Regions from separate parts of the Mus musculus genome. Here region 1 is linked to region 2. A link is a loop called in an ENCODE intact Hi-C map of the cell type or tissue named here. Cell type or tissue: left cerebral cortex. All regions are shown on one strand.

Region 1 (8,000 bases), 580 kb before region 2:
CTGGGGTAAATAAAGCTAAGCAGGGAGCAGAGGGAGGGTATGGAAGATGAGGAGCAAGGACAGAAATGGTAACTGAGGGTATATGTAAAAGCCATAGAAACCTATTATTTTATAAGCTTGTAAAAAATAAAAAAACTAAAAGAAATAGGTTGAATAGAGGTACTCTCCATAGCAGGAGGATGCTGCTCCCAGAAGCCATGAGCTATTAAATAAAAATCTCAGTGCCAGTGCTAAGTGTGGAATATGCCCTATGAATTATTAGTCAAAAAGTCTCGAGAAGCCAAAATAAATCCAGGCTATTGACACTGCTCACCAGAACTTGAAAGGAAGCCCATATTGGTGAAGACATCACATTACTTGGGTCACAGGAGATCAAAATCAAGCTGGGATTGGAAGTTTTCTCCTAATGCCTAGCTTTCAGGGAGCCAGAAGGTGCTGTGTGTGCAGGGAGAGAAAAGTCACTAACAACTGCTTCAAGTGAATTCTGGAAACTACAATAAAACCTGTCAGGCAAAATGTGGTCTTTGGTGCAAAAGGAGCATAAATGTTATGGGAGTAGCCAGTTGTTTCCTGATGGGATTTGAGGTCTGTTCTGTAGGAGGAAATGAATGCCATCTGATTATATATATATATATATATATATATATATATATATATATATATATATATATATATGAAGAGAGAGAGAGAGGGGGGGAGGGAGGGAGGGAGGAATGGGAGGTGTGAAACTACTAATACTATATATTATACATATATTAATAGCATACTATATAGTATATTTTATATATGCTAATATAGTTCATTATATTTTTATTATATATGTATATATGTGCATATATATATAGTCAAAAGATTTAAAAAATTAGAAAGAAATAAGAATAAAAGCCCAGAAGCCTGTCTCATAGATGTGCTCATGAAATGTCTAAATGCCCAGTGAACAGTAGCTAGCTACAATTTCCTGGGTGTTACTATTATCATTGGTTCTAGTGATAATGAGGAGAGTTTGTAATACCAACAAAATTCATACCGGATCTTTTTCCAGTTGAGGGAATTCTCCAAAATCCAAGACAAGAACTCCTCCACAAATTGTGACTTCAAATCATTGTGAATGAGACCAGCGTGCATCAGCAGAACATCTGATGGCCAACTATCAGTAGGTAAAGGACTGCATTTGCTATGGTTCTTTCGGATCCCGTCCCTAGGGTCCTGACAAGAGGCCTTCAGATCTCCCCATGCATTTTCCAAGGACAGTGTTTTCAGCTCCCCCCCCCCCCCCCGTTCTCATCAGGGTCTCGTCAGGGTAAACACTAGGCTGGAGTCTGGTTGGAGGCAAACAGAGGATTCCCTCTCCCACTGAGCCCTGAGTCTTTATCTTCCTCTCCCCCCTTCCCCTCAAGCCCAAGAACTAGTATTCACCTCTGAAGATTAAACCCAAGAACACCCCTCTCTGTGAATCCTTGAACCGGATGCATCTGATCGGCCATTGTGGTTAAAACCTGAGCCTAGTCCTCTGGCTGCCCCCATCTTAAGGCATGATGGGTGTTGCTGGTTTACTTCCATGCATCAGTTATTTTGTGTTACTCTGATAAAATATCTGATGAAAGCAACTTAAGGAAGGGTGTGACAAAGGATATAGTCCTTCGTGGTGAGGTGGCACGAAGGTGACAATGACTTTAGCTGTAGTGGCAAGGGCTTCAGGCAGGTGGTTATATTGTGCCCATGGCCAGGAAGCAGAGGAGATGAATCTGTTGGTCTGTTTACTAGTTTTTTTCTTCTGTTCTTCCTTTTTATACAATCTAGGATGCATACCCATTTGATAATGATGCCCATATTCAACCCAAGTCTTGTTTACCAGTTGAATCTCTCTGGAAACCTTCACAGTCATACCTAGAGGTGTATCTCCTGGGTGATTCTAAATTTGATCTAATTGACAATGAATATTAATTATTTCATTTTCCAAACATAGGCGGTCTCATGGATTTGAACTATCTCTTGCTACTCTTGGTAGCTAGTATAATTTACAGTTATACTGGAATATAATGGGTCCATATGATGAAGGCGTTGCTCCCTGTGTGGCACTATGGGGTGGAAGTAGAACCTTTTAGGGGTGGGGGAAGGGCCTAATGGAAGCGATTTTGCTGTTTTTAAGGCGAGGTCTTGGTGTGCAGCTCAAGCCACTTAATACTTGCTAGGTAGCCCAGGCTGGTCTTGAACACACAGCAGGTCTCTGTTCTCTTTGAGTGCTGGGACTGCAGGTGTGCACCAGAAGCTGCCTCCAGTGGCGGTGCTCAGGCCTCTTCAAAGAGGACAGTAGATGGCACCTCAGCCCCTTCCCCTTTCTTCTGCCTTTGCACCATAAGTGGATAGCTCTGCCCTACCACACGCTCCCCGCCATGAGAGGACTAGATGCAACAGACCCTAGAGCAATAGTAACCAATGCAGACCCCCAAACCTAAATATATCTTTGTAAATGGAGCTTTTCTTTCCTCTTTGTAAGTAGATCATCTCAGATATTTATGCTAGTGGCAGAAAGCTAACAGTGACCTCTGAGCCACAATGATACCATCCCCTTCTGTGAATCCTTGGACCAGGTGCATCTGATTGGATCTGGTCACAGAAGATACTTTGCGAAGTATTCGGATGAATCAACAACCGAGAATCACCGCCAGGAAGGAGGAACTGCCACACCTTCCTTTGTTTATGTTTCCTAGCTGTGGCCTACACAAACCCACATTCAGCCTGACAGAGAGCGGGATCGGTGCTTTCCGGAACCTACTGAAAAACTGGTATTATGATTATATTTTCATGTTCCAGACTTATTGAAATGGCTTTTAGTCCCTATGCTAAGGTCAAAGGTTTAATGGATGCTTAAAAAATCTATTATTTTTATTTCCTACATTTGAGTATTTGCCTGCACATGTGTATGTGTACCACGTGTATCGCTGATGATGGCAGAGTCCAGAAGAGGGTGTTGGATCCCCTGCAGCTGGAGTCACAGATGGTTGTGAGCCTCCTGATGTGAGTGCTGAGAACTGAACCCAGGTCCTCTGGAAGAGCAGCAAGTGCTCTTAACTACTGAGCACCTTATAGGTGTCTAATAATACTTTTTAATCACGTGACATTTTGCTCAAGTCTTCTTTAAACTAGTATGTTGGCTTATATTTACCCATTCTCAATTTTCTTAGTTTTCCAGGAAGGGAGAAAAACCCACTTTTAACATTTTAAATTTAAATTTAAATTTAAATTTTAACATTTAAATGAATACTAGCCTTCAAAGAAACTCTAATAATCACAAGGTAAGAGGTAAATATGGGGGTGAACAGCAACAGCGAGCAGTAGACAAGTAACTCAACACTAGAGGTCCCTCTCTTCTTAAGATCTAAAGGCCTGCCCTGTCTGGGATCTTAGCCAGCTTCAGTGGCTTCTGACTGGGAACAGAAAGTGAGGAGCAAAGGAAATCTGAACCAGAGAATTCTTTGTGGCATTGCAAATTAGATCTCAGGCAGCAGAGGCCTGCATCACTGAGTTCTGGCTCGCCCACAAAGTATTTGCTCCCCAACTCTCAGCCCCAGCTTCATTTTGTTCTATTTCTATCTGCTTCTTAATTTAGCCATGTGACTGCATTCAAACCCTTTTATCTCGTCCCCATCTGGAAGGCAATCTGGGTTGGTCCTGAATTTTTATTCCTGTGGAATAGAAGAGAGTGACAGAGTCCCCACTGCTCCTCCGAGGGTCACTGCGATGCCGAGGTGAACTGAGGGATTTCACAGATCAGGTGGCAAGGGCTCATGGCAGACAGGAAGAAGCTGACATTATTCACACGCAGCTAGCAAGTCAGAGAAATGAGGGCTTAGATGAGGGCTGTTGTTTTCCAGCAAGGGCCAGTGTCTGGCAGGCAAAGAACTAAGGAGACAGTCTCGTGAGAAGGCCAGAGCTTGCTTTTAAAACCGGGAAGACAATGGCGACCAATACTGGGAAGGAAATGGAAAGATCACATAGGAAAGGAAAGCTCTCTTCTTCGTCTTAGTAGTGTCACCTCCGGTGAAGAAGGGGACACCGAGGGTGACAGTCTCTTTGGAGGTCTCCATGATGCTCATGTTTTTCTTTTTAATGTTGTGTGAAATTTTAGCTTCATTGTGAAGTCTAGACAGAGCCTGGTCCTTTCTCTGTGTCTGTCTCCCAGAGGCTTCTGTTTTCTTCTACAGACACACATACCTCAGCATCCTTTGTGGCCTGGTGGTGGAGCTGGAAGCAGCATTGGACACTCTGTAGTGACCAGAAGTAGTGTGTGTGTGTGTGGTATTTGTGTGGTGTGTGTGGTATGTGTTTGTGTGGTGTGTGTGTGTGTGGGGGTGTGGTGTGTATGCTTGTGTGGTGTGTGTATGTGTGTGTGGTGTGTGTATGTGTGTGTGGTGTGTGTGTGTGCTTGTGTGGTATGTGTGTGTGTGGTGTGTGTCTGCTTGTGTGTGGTACATGTGTGTGTATGTGTGCTTTATGTGGTGTGTGTGTGTGTGTGTGTGTGTGTGTGTGTGTGTGGTGTGTCTGTGCATGCAAGCACTTGTGCAAGGCTCATGGTGACTCTGGAAGGAGGTCCAGAAAATTTAGTCAAAACAACGTTACAGTCTAGAAATGGGATCATAAACTCTGGGGACTAGAGGATAAGTCCTTGGCCTTGGAAGCTCCTTTCTCCATTGTGCTAAGTTCAGCCTGAGAAAAACCAGTTCAGGGCTCATGGCCTATGTGCAAGAGCTATGCCTAGTGTTTCTTAGGTCTCAGTCCCCAGTCCCTTTGTTGTCTGTTACCATGTCTAGTGTTCCTTGGGTTCTAGTGTTTCCAAACCTAGGAATTTCCTGAGAATCTCCTGACTAAAATGGCTGTTCTCACACACAGCCAGATACGTCCTTAATGATTTCTACCAAATCCAGTGGCTTTGAATTTGGCATCCATTGCATTCTGCAAAGGCAATCTGAGCCCGAAAAACGCTTTGGCAGTGAGAGCCATCTGCCTGTGGAGAGGCTGGACCCAGTTTAGGAGAGGCAGAAAATTATGCAAATTATCAGTGCAATCTGACATTCACCATTTAACTGACTCAGTCCAGAGTTGATTGTATAAAGAAGGAAGGCTACATGTAGCTGGATGCCTGGGCTGGAAATCTTTGTGTACTGTGTTCAGGTACTTGTTATATGAGGTGGGCAGAGAACAACCTTGGATATCCATCTTGTTTTATGCATTAGGCTCTCAGGCTTGGAGCTCACCAAGTAGGCTAGACTTGGTTACCCAGTGAACCCCAGGTATCCTCCTGTCTCCTTTTTTCAACTGTTTATAATTAAACGTGCTACTACAGCTTTTTGTTTGCTTGTTTGTTTGTTTGTTAAACATCTGCTCTTGAATCCAACTTAGGCTCTTGGCTCTTGTACTTGTGTGCCAAGCCCTCTACTGACTGAGCTGTCTCGACAGCCCTTAAATGGGTTTTCCATCTACATGACTAACGGTGGTCATAGCTACCTTCCTTTTGCCGGGAGAGTACAGAGAAGTTGGAGAACACTGGTCCTCATGTTGGGAAAGCTCTACTTAAGTTTCTTGTCACCTGAGTGCTAGCAGTTGTGGAATAGTTTACAGATGGGGATACATTGTTACCCCAGAACTCCATTCCAGGTTTAGTAAAACAAAAACAAAAACAAAAACAAAAACAAAAACAAACAAACAAACAAACAAAACAAAACAAAACAAAAACAAAACAGCTGTCTGTGGCAGAGCCACAATAGGTTTCCCATGTGGTTTGGCATCTCTGGGCTCACCCACAGTAGTGAGATGTCCCAGGAAACACCTTTGATTCTATGCTTCCTTAACTTTCTCTATAAGGAAACACATCTCAGTTTCAAATGATTGAGCAGGGACACCTGCTCATTGCTGATGGCTTGAAGCTTTGGGAGACAGGATTCATGACCTGACAGCAGTATTCTTGTTAATTCAGGGACTGGCAGGGTGCAGCCTCAGGCCCCAGGGGAAATGGGATTTTCTGGTGGTCTCACACCTTGTTTTGTCTTGAACACATTCACTCTCCTATGAGATGAACAGACTCTAAAATGAAATCCAATTAACCTTTAGCAGTGAGCAAGCTGGGCACTGGCGAAGCACATTCGTTTTTTTCCCAATTCTTCAGTTGTCATGACACCAAGAGATGATAGTACATGGGGGGACCTAATAGTCATTGCGTTTTTATAGCTTGGCAATTAACTTCTTCATTTTTATAGCAGCCTGGAAGGCCGGGGTGTTGAAGGTAATGGGTGTTCATCATGGCTTCCCTCGCTTCTGAGTTTATGCAGGTAGTCACAACACCCCCCACAGTCTCCCTTCTATGGGATTCTGATGAAATACCAGCAGCCCAGGAAGAATGGGGGCTTTACATTACTGCTACTTCTTCATTTTTGGGAGACGATAGGACTCTGTTTACAAACCGTTATGTACCAAATTACTTCCAGCTTTTAGTAGCCTAAGCATCACAGATCAAGTTTCTTTGTGATCAATTTGATCACAAATGGGGCGGGGCCATACATTACAAAATGTATCTTCTTACCTTCCTATGGGTAGGAAGGCTGAGGCTTGGCTTCTCTGCAGCCCTTCTCCCTCTGTAGTGAATGATCACGCTGCATGTGTGTCTGAGTCTTAATCTCTTCTCGTGGAGACAGCAGCCAGTTTGGATTAGGACTACTGACCTTATTTTAACTGAACTCAAGATTCAATCTCCAAATATAATACCATTCCCAGGCCAAGAGGATTGGGGTTTAATAAATGAGGTTTTGGGCGGATATAACCCTGACAACCATGTATTTACAATACAGACTGAGGTCAGAGGGCACAAAATGTGGGACCTTAGTCATGAGGAGGAGAGACGTGGGGGAGCTGTGGCCTCCCAGGCATACTTTCTCTCTCTCTCTCTCTCTCTCTCTCTCTCTCTCTCTCCCCCACCCCCCTCACGTCTTAGCATCTCCACATTTTCTCCATGTGTATGGAGTGTTGTTTCTTTCAGGGTAGAGAGTCTACAGCAGGACTTTTTGCAACTCAGCCTTAGAAGTAATTGTGAATCACCCTTTCCTCTGGGGCCGATATAGAATCAGTTTGATTTGACACAGATGAAATATAAGACGTGTATGTGTGTGTGAAGGAGCATGTGCAGGGGTGGACATGGGATCGGGGAGTGTCAACATCCAACTTGCAGGAGAGAGCATGGACCTGGCTCACAAAGCTGGGAGGAGACGTGTGTGGGCGTGGCGCTAGTGCCCAGCCCTCCTCAGAGGGCTCCTAAACTGACATCTCAGCTTGTTCCAGGCCAGCCAAAGCTAAATAGAGGGAACTTGTCTCAATGGTACCCTGCAGAGGGCAAAACAATGTGTCACTTTCTGTACACATGCACACACACATACACGCACATGTGCACACACACACGTGCACGCACACGCGCATTCACACACACACATGCACACACATGCACAGGTGCGTGCACACACACGCACAGGGAAGCCTTGTAAAATTGCCCTGGGTTACAGTTGATGTAAATGGATTTCATAGAATCCAGTGTTTGCTCCACTTGCTAGGATTACCGAGTGGTCTCTGGCAGGGCCTCACTGCCACCTTCTTCACTGGTTTTGGACTTTGCTGCCATCACTGGAATTCTTGCCATGCATATTAAGTTTTACTCATGTACACCCTTCCTTGCTCAGAGCTACTGTATTTTTTTTCAGTCAGTTTGGCGATATTTCTAGACAGCCCCTTACAGGCTAGGCCTGGGACCTGGCAGTGGGATGTGAGGATGCTCTTCCACTTTTGGGAGGGTCAAGGACCTGGACTCAATATGATGCGTGTAATAATAATAATAAAAAGTCCAAGGAAATTAGTGAAGATGTGAGGAAGAGATTCCGTGAAAGTTCCATGAGGAGATCTTCACAGCTGTGGGGAGTTCCAGGTACAAACCTGGCAAGAGCTTGATGGGCGGAGCCAGG
Region 2 (8,000 bases):
ATCATCATTTTATAAACTAGTGAAATAAAACACAGCTGTTGGATGATTATGTCCTATGTACACCAGGGACCAGAATTCTAAGTACTTTATCCCAGGCTATAAGAGGAGGTAGAATTCTTTCTTTAATGATTCATTTCTTTCTTTTTATTTTATGTGCATTGGTTTTGCTTGCAGTTTTATTTGTGTGACAGTGTAGGATCCCCTGGAGCTGGAGTTACAGACAGTTGTGAGCTGCCGTATGGTTGCTGGGGATTGAACCTGGGTCCTCCAGAAGAGCAGTCAGCACTCTTAACTGCTGAGGCATCTCTCCAACACCAAGATGGAATTCTTAATGTTTTATACAAGTGACCCATAATTGCCTCTTCATTGCTTTTGAAATGAGGAGAAACAAGGACTGGGTAGGAAAATATAACAGGGTCCATATAAAACCTGCCCAGCATTTTACCCTGCTCCTGAGAGCTTTCTCTCCATCCTTACAACATGATAGAAATATGAAAGTATGTTTGTTAGGAATAGAGAATATAAAACTGAAGTTTATCCCCCAAACAGTGCCAGCTGGGAAGCAAGTGGAAGCACAGCCACAGGGGGCAGATATGTAGAGAGTCTCCCAAAGCCATCGCTGCCTCCTATCTTAGTTAGCTTCTGCCCACACTTTGCAATGCAAAGAGGAGAAATCTGTGACCACATGCACTGTGTCTGATAGCATATTCAAGTACATTTAGAGGGGACTGCAACATTGAACAATAAGAGCTCCAAGTCTCTAAAAGGCGACTCTGGGTTCCAGTGCAGTGAACAAAGACACCAAGCAAGATCCTTAATGCTTTAAGACTCTCACTCTGCATCTCAGACTAGGAATGAACTCGTCTCCACTTCCAGGAATCTTGTGATGATTAGCAAATCTTTGCAATGTTCTTAGCACTAGTCTAGGTAGATTACAACTACCTTCTTCAGCTCTAACAGCAGTTACTAACTTCAGTGGGAGAGGCAGGGGACATGGTCAATGACATCATGTGGGGGTCAGATGGAAACAGTTTTGGAGGATTGATTCTCCCCTTTCACCCCTGTTTTGAGGTAGTGCCTCTCTTACTGTTTCTTGCTGTGTAGAGTGTGCTGGTCTGTGGTCAGAATACCGGTCCTCTGATTTCTGCTTCCCACCTTGCTGTAGGAGTTCTGGATGACAGACACATGTCATTGCCACGTACAGCTTTTTACGTGGGTTCATGGGACCTGAACTCAGGTCATCAGCTTTGCTTGGTGTTGCTATGAAGAACCATGGCCAAGGCAGCTCTAGGAAAGAAAACGTTTCACTGGGGGCTTGATTACAGATTTAGAGTCCTGGTCCATTATCATCATGGCAAGGGACATGGTGGCATGCAAGGCATTGGAGCAGTAGTTGAGAGCTAATTTATAGGCCAAGGGAAGGAGGGAGGGAAAGGGGGGAGGGGGTGGGGGATGGGAGGAGAGGGGAGAGGGAAGGAGAGGGGAGAGGGAAGGGGAGGGGAGAGGGAAGGAGAAGGGAGAGGGGAGAGGGAGAGGAAGAGGGAGAGGGGACAGGGGATAGGGAGGGGGAGGGGGAGAGGGAGAGGATATGGGCTTCTTCAAACCGCAAAGCCCAACCCCCAGTGACACTTCCTCCAGCAAGGTCACACCTCCCGATCCTTCTCAAATAGTGCCACTTCCTGATGACTAGGCATTCAAACATTTGAACCGATGGGTCATGGGGGTGGGAGAGGTTGTTCTGCTATGCAGCTACGTTCTTCGGTCTCAGTGACAGAATGGCTTGTGTTTTATCAGGAGAGATCTCTGAGGTGTTTGTTTGTTTGTTTGTTTGTTTACTGTGATCTCCTAGTCAAGCTATAGTTCTCTGACATAAGCTATCTACCTAACTAATGTGCACTTGTACACATTTCATTCACAAATGAGCAGTGTTTCAGATTATCCCCATTTTCTCTAATTACCATTTCAAAATATACCAAAGAAATATGTTTCAATTGAGGTATACTCTGGGATCCCACAAGTGCTAAGTGGGAAGCAGATGTGGTTGTAAGAGTTCCAGAAGAGGCTACGCTCCATATATGGAACCCAGAAGAGGCCACTCTCAATGTGTGGAACCCAAACCTGAATGATAACAAGGATCTAGCTACACAGTACATAGAATAGGCCTGGATTGTGACAGGGGACAGAAAAGTGAAGGAAAGCTCAGAGTGGTCCCAGTGCAGAAAGGAGACAGTGAAGATAAACGTGAGATGGACCTACAGGATAGTGGGAGGCAATGAGAAGCCACCACAGCCTCTAACAGAGCAGTGATATAACCCAAGTACCTTCTACCGTCTTGGCTGCTGGGTAACAAGGGGTTGAATGAGCACCTGGTATATATGGGGGCCCGGGAGACCGTTATGAAGGTGTGGAATAGAGGGGTGGCTGGTACCCTGGTGGGATTGATGCTTCCAAAGGGTCAGGTTCCCAGACTCACCTGGATAAGCATAGTGTTTATGAGTAGGACCTGGAAAGATGCAGAGAAGTTATAGGATCCAGTCTGACTTTTGGAAGAACTGCTCCAGCTTGTGTGGCTAATGTTTAAAAAGCAGGGGATGCGTGGCTCTTTCTTTACAACATCTACAGTCAGTGGTAACTCATTGCACGCCAGACACAGTTAGAGGTCAGTCCCCCTCTCCCTTCCCCTCTCCCTCCCCCTCCCCCTCCCCCTCCCCCTCTGTGTCTGTCTGTCTGTCTATCTGCAAGGACCAAAGGCAACTTCAGGAGTCTTCCTTAATCATTCTTCACCACATTTTTTTTTTTTTTTTTTTTTTTTTTTTTTTTTTTACAACTGTGCACTCACTGCACCACCACCTGGCTTTCTTCTCACTGGGAATCTGAACTCAGGTTTTAAAGTAGATCCCAAACTCAGAGCCAAATGCTTACATGATCAGCACCTTACCAGCTGAGCCATCTCCCCAAGCCACTCTCTAGGAACTTCTGAGTGGAATTCATTACTTTAGGCTAGGTGATCGATCCATGAATGTAAGGAAAGAAGAAAGGAGAGGGGATCCCCTGTCCCTGCTTGAGGCTTGGGGGTGAGTGTAAGGCCACCCCTGTCCAGGAACAAACCTGGAAGAGGATTTCCTGATGGATGGGACTTCCCATGGCATTGCAATCTCAACAGCCAAGGTGACAAAGCAGCAGGGGTCTCAGCTAAGGACCTGAAGAGAGTGTGGAAAAGAAGTGTTACAGGATTGAACATCAGCTCAGCTTTGCAGTCAAAACAGGCTGGAACTGGAAATGGCCTACTTGCTTGCAACTCAGTATTTCCCTTAGCATGTGTGAGTTCAGTCCTCTGAACTATAAGAAATAAAGTGTGTGTGTGCCCATGTGTTTGCACGTGTGTGTGTGTGTGTGTGTGTGTGTGTGTGTGCCAAGAAATAAAGCTGCTTCTGACAGTACCAGCAGAGGAAAGGGGCCCCAGCCTCATTGTGAAAGAGTTGGGCTTTGTATTTGTTTAGAACCATTTTTTTTCCAGAGCAAAAATCTGATTCAAACCCAGTTTCACATTCCTTCTTGATCATATCAGCATGAAATGAGACTGGTGGCCCTTAGTGCAGATCCTTAAACACTCACCCATCAGCCACCCCAACAGTACTTGCAAAATATTTCTCTCCTGTTGGGTGTGAGACCTCTGAACTGTCAGAGATTCTCACAGCAGTCCTTGGAAGAGAATCTAGAAGAAGGAAGAGACAATTGGATGTGAGCTAGAGCCTGTAGCTCAGAGATAGAGCTTTGGCCTAGCACCAACAATGCCTAGGTGTCACCCTCCACCTAAATGCAAGGATTTGTTTTCTTGATAAAAGTTTGTGAGTCTTCACTGCCGGGGTAGCCTGGCAATCATGGTGGTGAAGTGACTTCCCTTTTGCTAGGGTAAGATGAAACCTCACCTCCGACCTGGAGGGTTGATGGATGCATTTTGAAAACCAGAGATGGCCAGGTTTTGAACAGAGATTTAGACAAGTATTATTTTGCTAAGTGGATGCTTGTGCCCCGCTACTTTTATTTTATTTTATCAACTGTGTTTTGACAATTCATGGGGGATGGAAATGTGTCTAAAGCAATTTGAGCTCATCAGGCAGTAAACATTTAAACATACAATGTGAATTGAGTTATTGTTCTTGTGAGTTCTTTTCTTGCCTGTTTTTGAAAGGGAGCCCTGGCTGGTTCCCTTGCCTCCCCCAGGTCTCTTGCAATGGAGGTCTCCCTCTCCTAGGGACATAGTGAATCCTTGACAATAGCCCTATGACTGGGTTATCTTATAGCAACCTCCATTCTCCCGGAGTTAAGGGGAGATTAACATTCAAGACAATTGGACTAGATCGAGGGGGGATGGGGGGGGAGAGCTGCGCCTCCAGCCATCGGATCTGCATTCTCTGGCTCGCAGGGTAGGAGAGGGCTTGCGGCATGGGCTGGGGCTGGGTGGGTTTGGGTGTCTTGTAATGAAAAGGGGAGTCCTCCAGATCACAATCATCCTCCTTAGCATCTCCTTAAGCGCTTCAGATGAGCGCAGCCTCTCTGGTCTCCGAGCTAACTTTGCGTAGCTTGCGGGTGCGGCTAGGATCACTGGGAAAGAAGCCAGAAGCGGCTCAGGGGGGTGACTTGGGGTGTCCTTGGCCGGATTGGGCGCTAGGGAGGCAGAAGATCTCATTGTTGTCCTGGGATCCAGTGGCGAAAGGAGGCCCCTCCAGCGGGCCCGCGCTCAATCCCTGCTTCGCAAGCGATCGAGCGGCCACCCCGCCAGGCTCCGGTGCGCGGCACCATGCGGAGGAGCGGGCACCGCGGGCAACGGGTCTCCGCGCGGGAAAGGGGCGGGCTGGTGGCCGTGCGCCCTGGCGCTGGGCCAGGCTCGGCGTGAGCAGCGGCGCGAGCGGGCGATGGGCTGACGGAGCCCCGTGGCGGGCGCGGCGGGGACTGGGGTGGCGGCGGGGGCGGGGACGGGGACGGGCGCGCCAGCACCGGCGGGGCGGCTGTGGGCGCCTCGGAGGAGGCGGAGGCGGCGCCGGGCTCCCCAGGCCGCCTGGTAGGCCAAGGGCCTGCGCCCGGGACGAATGGGAAGCTGGTTTCCGTGGACTAGCCTCTTAGAATCCGAAGTTCCTCGGCTCCTTTAGAAGAGCACAAAAAATAAAAGGTAACGTGTCTTTGTTTCCTGGTCGCGGTGGCGGGGGAGCGATTGATGATGCTGTACTTCTGAACCCATTTTCGGGGCTGGGCTGGGCAGCAGGAACCTGCCACTTCTTTTCTGGGGGCTTGGGGGCTTTCATTTCGCGTCTGTTACATTTTTAAAATGCAAGCCCCACGTGGGGCAAATACGATGCTACCTTCTACCAGCCCTTCCCCCTACACACACACACACACACACACACACACACACAATCACACACACACACACGTTCCTTTGGCATCACAACCCACACTCTGAATTTCACATGGAGAAATAAAAGGTTTCTATAGTCTTAGCTGGTTGGGTTTTTAACCCCCACCCCCCCCCCGTATACAGTCCTTTGGGTGCCGGAGAAGGCTCTTCACAAGGTGGCCGGAGGCCGGGCAGCCTCAGCTGCGGGAGCCTGATGAGAGGAACCGGCTTTTCCTTTCCAGATGGCTGCAGAGTTTGATGCAGTGAAAATGGGAACTGGTGAGGGGAGAAGAGTAGGGAACCCCCGTTTGTACCCGCTTCTTTAAAAAAAGGCTAAATGAGGTGCGTTTGTACTGCAGGCAGCTGCCCAGATGTTGGTGTACATTGGGTTTTTAGGAAGGTCTCTCCAGCGCGGCTCTTTGAAAGGCGTGTGGGCTGCCTGTGTGTAACCAGTAACTCACTGCCTTTCTCTGGTCCCTTGCTTGTTAGCAGAGTAACTGCTCAGTCAATTCAGACAAATTTTGCTAAATTTCCAAGGGATGGCTGTTCTAATAATAGCTCTAACCGTGGCTCCTTAATAGACATCCTCATTTTGAATGATGCAGCAGTGCCAGCTCTCTGGGAAGCGTAGCTTGCTGAGCGCTGAGCTCCAATGCCTGGAAAGGACTCCCTGACCCCACCATGAATGGACCAGGCGTTGCCTCCCCTATGAATGGAACATCCCAACAGAGGCCGCCTCTGCTGCTCCTGACTCCTTTCAGTTGGAATCCTCCCCGAACCTGATGAGAGGGATGCTCAGAAAACCTAGACAGGCACATTTCTAAATATAGGATGGTCCCTGTTCAGTTTTGGATTGATGGCTGCGTTTAACTGCAGGATGGTTCCACTGCCTCTACCCCCAACTCAGCATGGGCTAGCCTCAGCCTTTCCCTAAACCTTTTGATTGATGTGTGGGAAAGCACCAGTCCAAAAAAAAAAAAAAAAAAAAATCAAAAACCCAGGACAAACTGCAGAGTTCATGAAAGGCGGCACAGGCTCTGGGGAAAGTACCTTTAGAGCTGGCTGCAAATCTGCGTCCCTTAGACTTCATGAACCAGGATATGCATGCCTGCATCAAAACATGCAACAGAGTGCTGGGGCCTGGAGAACATTTCATTGTTTGTTGTTTCTGGTCTTTCAATTGCATTAAACTCATTCATCGCTTTTGGCCCCTAAAAATCAGAGTCTCAGATCAGCAGGAAGTCTGGTTTTAGTGTCTTAAGTGTTACTTGACTCTCACAACCTTGAGTTCAGGAGACGGGCTAACTTGTACATTGTCTTCTGTAGACTAAGTGATCCATTTTCTTGCCAGCGAAGTTTTCCCAAGCACAACAGGAATAATAATCCTGTGGCGATTAGATTGGACCGCATTTCATGCTTAGACGTCACAAAGCCTCTTCCATTTACTTTAATTGGAGGTAATATTTGGACATGGTTTGAAATGACGATGTAGGGTCTAGTAAAGGAACATAAAGTTGCCTCTAGAGAAGTTGCCAAGAAGTGAGGGCTAATGTGAGTAGAGATAATATTATATTTATTTATTTTTAAGTTGAGTCTTTTTGGATTATGAGAGAATTGTTTCAATAGACAGGAGGATTGGGTAAATTCTCCGCTCTCTTTTGTTTGAACCAACTATGAGCTGTCACCACTGTTGCTCTATTCTTTTAGTTTTTGTCCTGAACTAATTTGCTTAATAAGACTTCTTTTTATGGCCCTGGGCCTCGGTAATTTTAGACATCTTGACAAGTCCCCTGGTAGCCCAGCAGGTGGCTAGTGCCATTAGTATGATTTTGCCATTGGGGAAACTGAGTCCCCTTGAGGTTCAGCAAGTTTCTGGTTTCTTAATCCATGAGATTTGTATACCAGATGTGTACAGTAGTGATTTAATTGTCCCAGCAAAGTTAGAGCCCAAGGCCAAGATAAGAGATGAGGCATTGTCTGGGTCCTGGAGCTTTGGGAAAGCACGAAGAATGGTAGGTAGGCAAGTGTAGTCGAGGAGAATTCTCTTGAGTCAACCTTGGTCTGAGGGAGAGAAACGTTGCCATTGTTCTATGATAGGAAGTAGAAGACCTGAAACTGTCAAGAAGTCTATTAAGGAGCTGGGCTGGGTGGCTTTTGTCTTTAGGTAATTGTGGGCTGGCCTCCCCAAAGACTGTGACTAATTTTGCTTTCTAATTGCTGAACTTGTGCTCACAGTGTTTATGCTAATGACCTCTTTTCCCAGATATCTCGAAAATCATATTCTTATCATTTACAACTCTACACTTATCCTTATTGCATTTAAACTAATACTCACTGGGTGCCTGAGATCACGAATTTACACTTTAAAGATTACAGCACAACAGTTTTGTTCCAGAGAAAATTCTAGTTTTGTAGGTTGAATTGAGACATACATATGTTAACAGTTAACTAGCTTAGCAAGTTATCTTAAAACATGCCGTACACAGCATCAGAAAGTCTGAGTTCATCACCAGCTTTTTAAGTCTCTCTGGCTCTCTTCTGTCTCTGCCTCTTTCTGTTCCCCTCCTCCTCCCCCTTCCTCCCTTTAGTATTAGGCATTAAACCC

Evidence for each region. A loop is a pair of places that touch in the nucleus more often than their neighbours do. Peaks named below come from ENCODE experiments on the same cell type or tissue, not always from the same donor. Only the 100,000 strongest peaks of a DNase experiment are listed, where the experiment ranks them.
Region 1: a loop joins it to region 2, with 3 times the contacts of the local background. A loop is called at or near these places in 3 of 42 quality-filtered maps.

The regions. Positions count from the first base shown.
Region 1 is chr2:3,812,843-3,820,842 of GRCm38, forward strand. It overlaps Gm36031 (a long non-coding RNA gene), which reads left to right. Exons shown (of 5, transcript XR_373951.3): 3 at 1,043-1,157; 4 at 2,592-2,786. Among named protein-coding and RNA genes, the nearest start is that of Gm36031, 9.0 kb to the left of the region's middle. In left cerebral cortex, a CTCF peak has its summit at 3,359; DNase peaks (open chromatin) are centred at 3,009, 3,497 and 5,008; H3K27ac peaks cover 1,117 bases.
Region 2 is chr2:4,396,424-4,404,423 of GRCm38, forward strand. The region is part of intron 1 of Frmd4a (FERM domain containing 4A); the gene reads left to right. Among named protein-coding and RNA genes, the nearest start is that of Gm23691, 19 kb to the left of the region's middle. In left cerebral cortex, a CTCF peak has its summit at 574; DNase peaks (open chromatin) are centred at 4,741, 5,144 and 5,992; H3K4me3 peaks cover 1,808 bases; H3K27ac peaks cover 1,055 bases.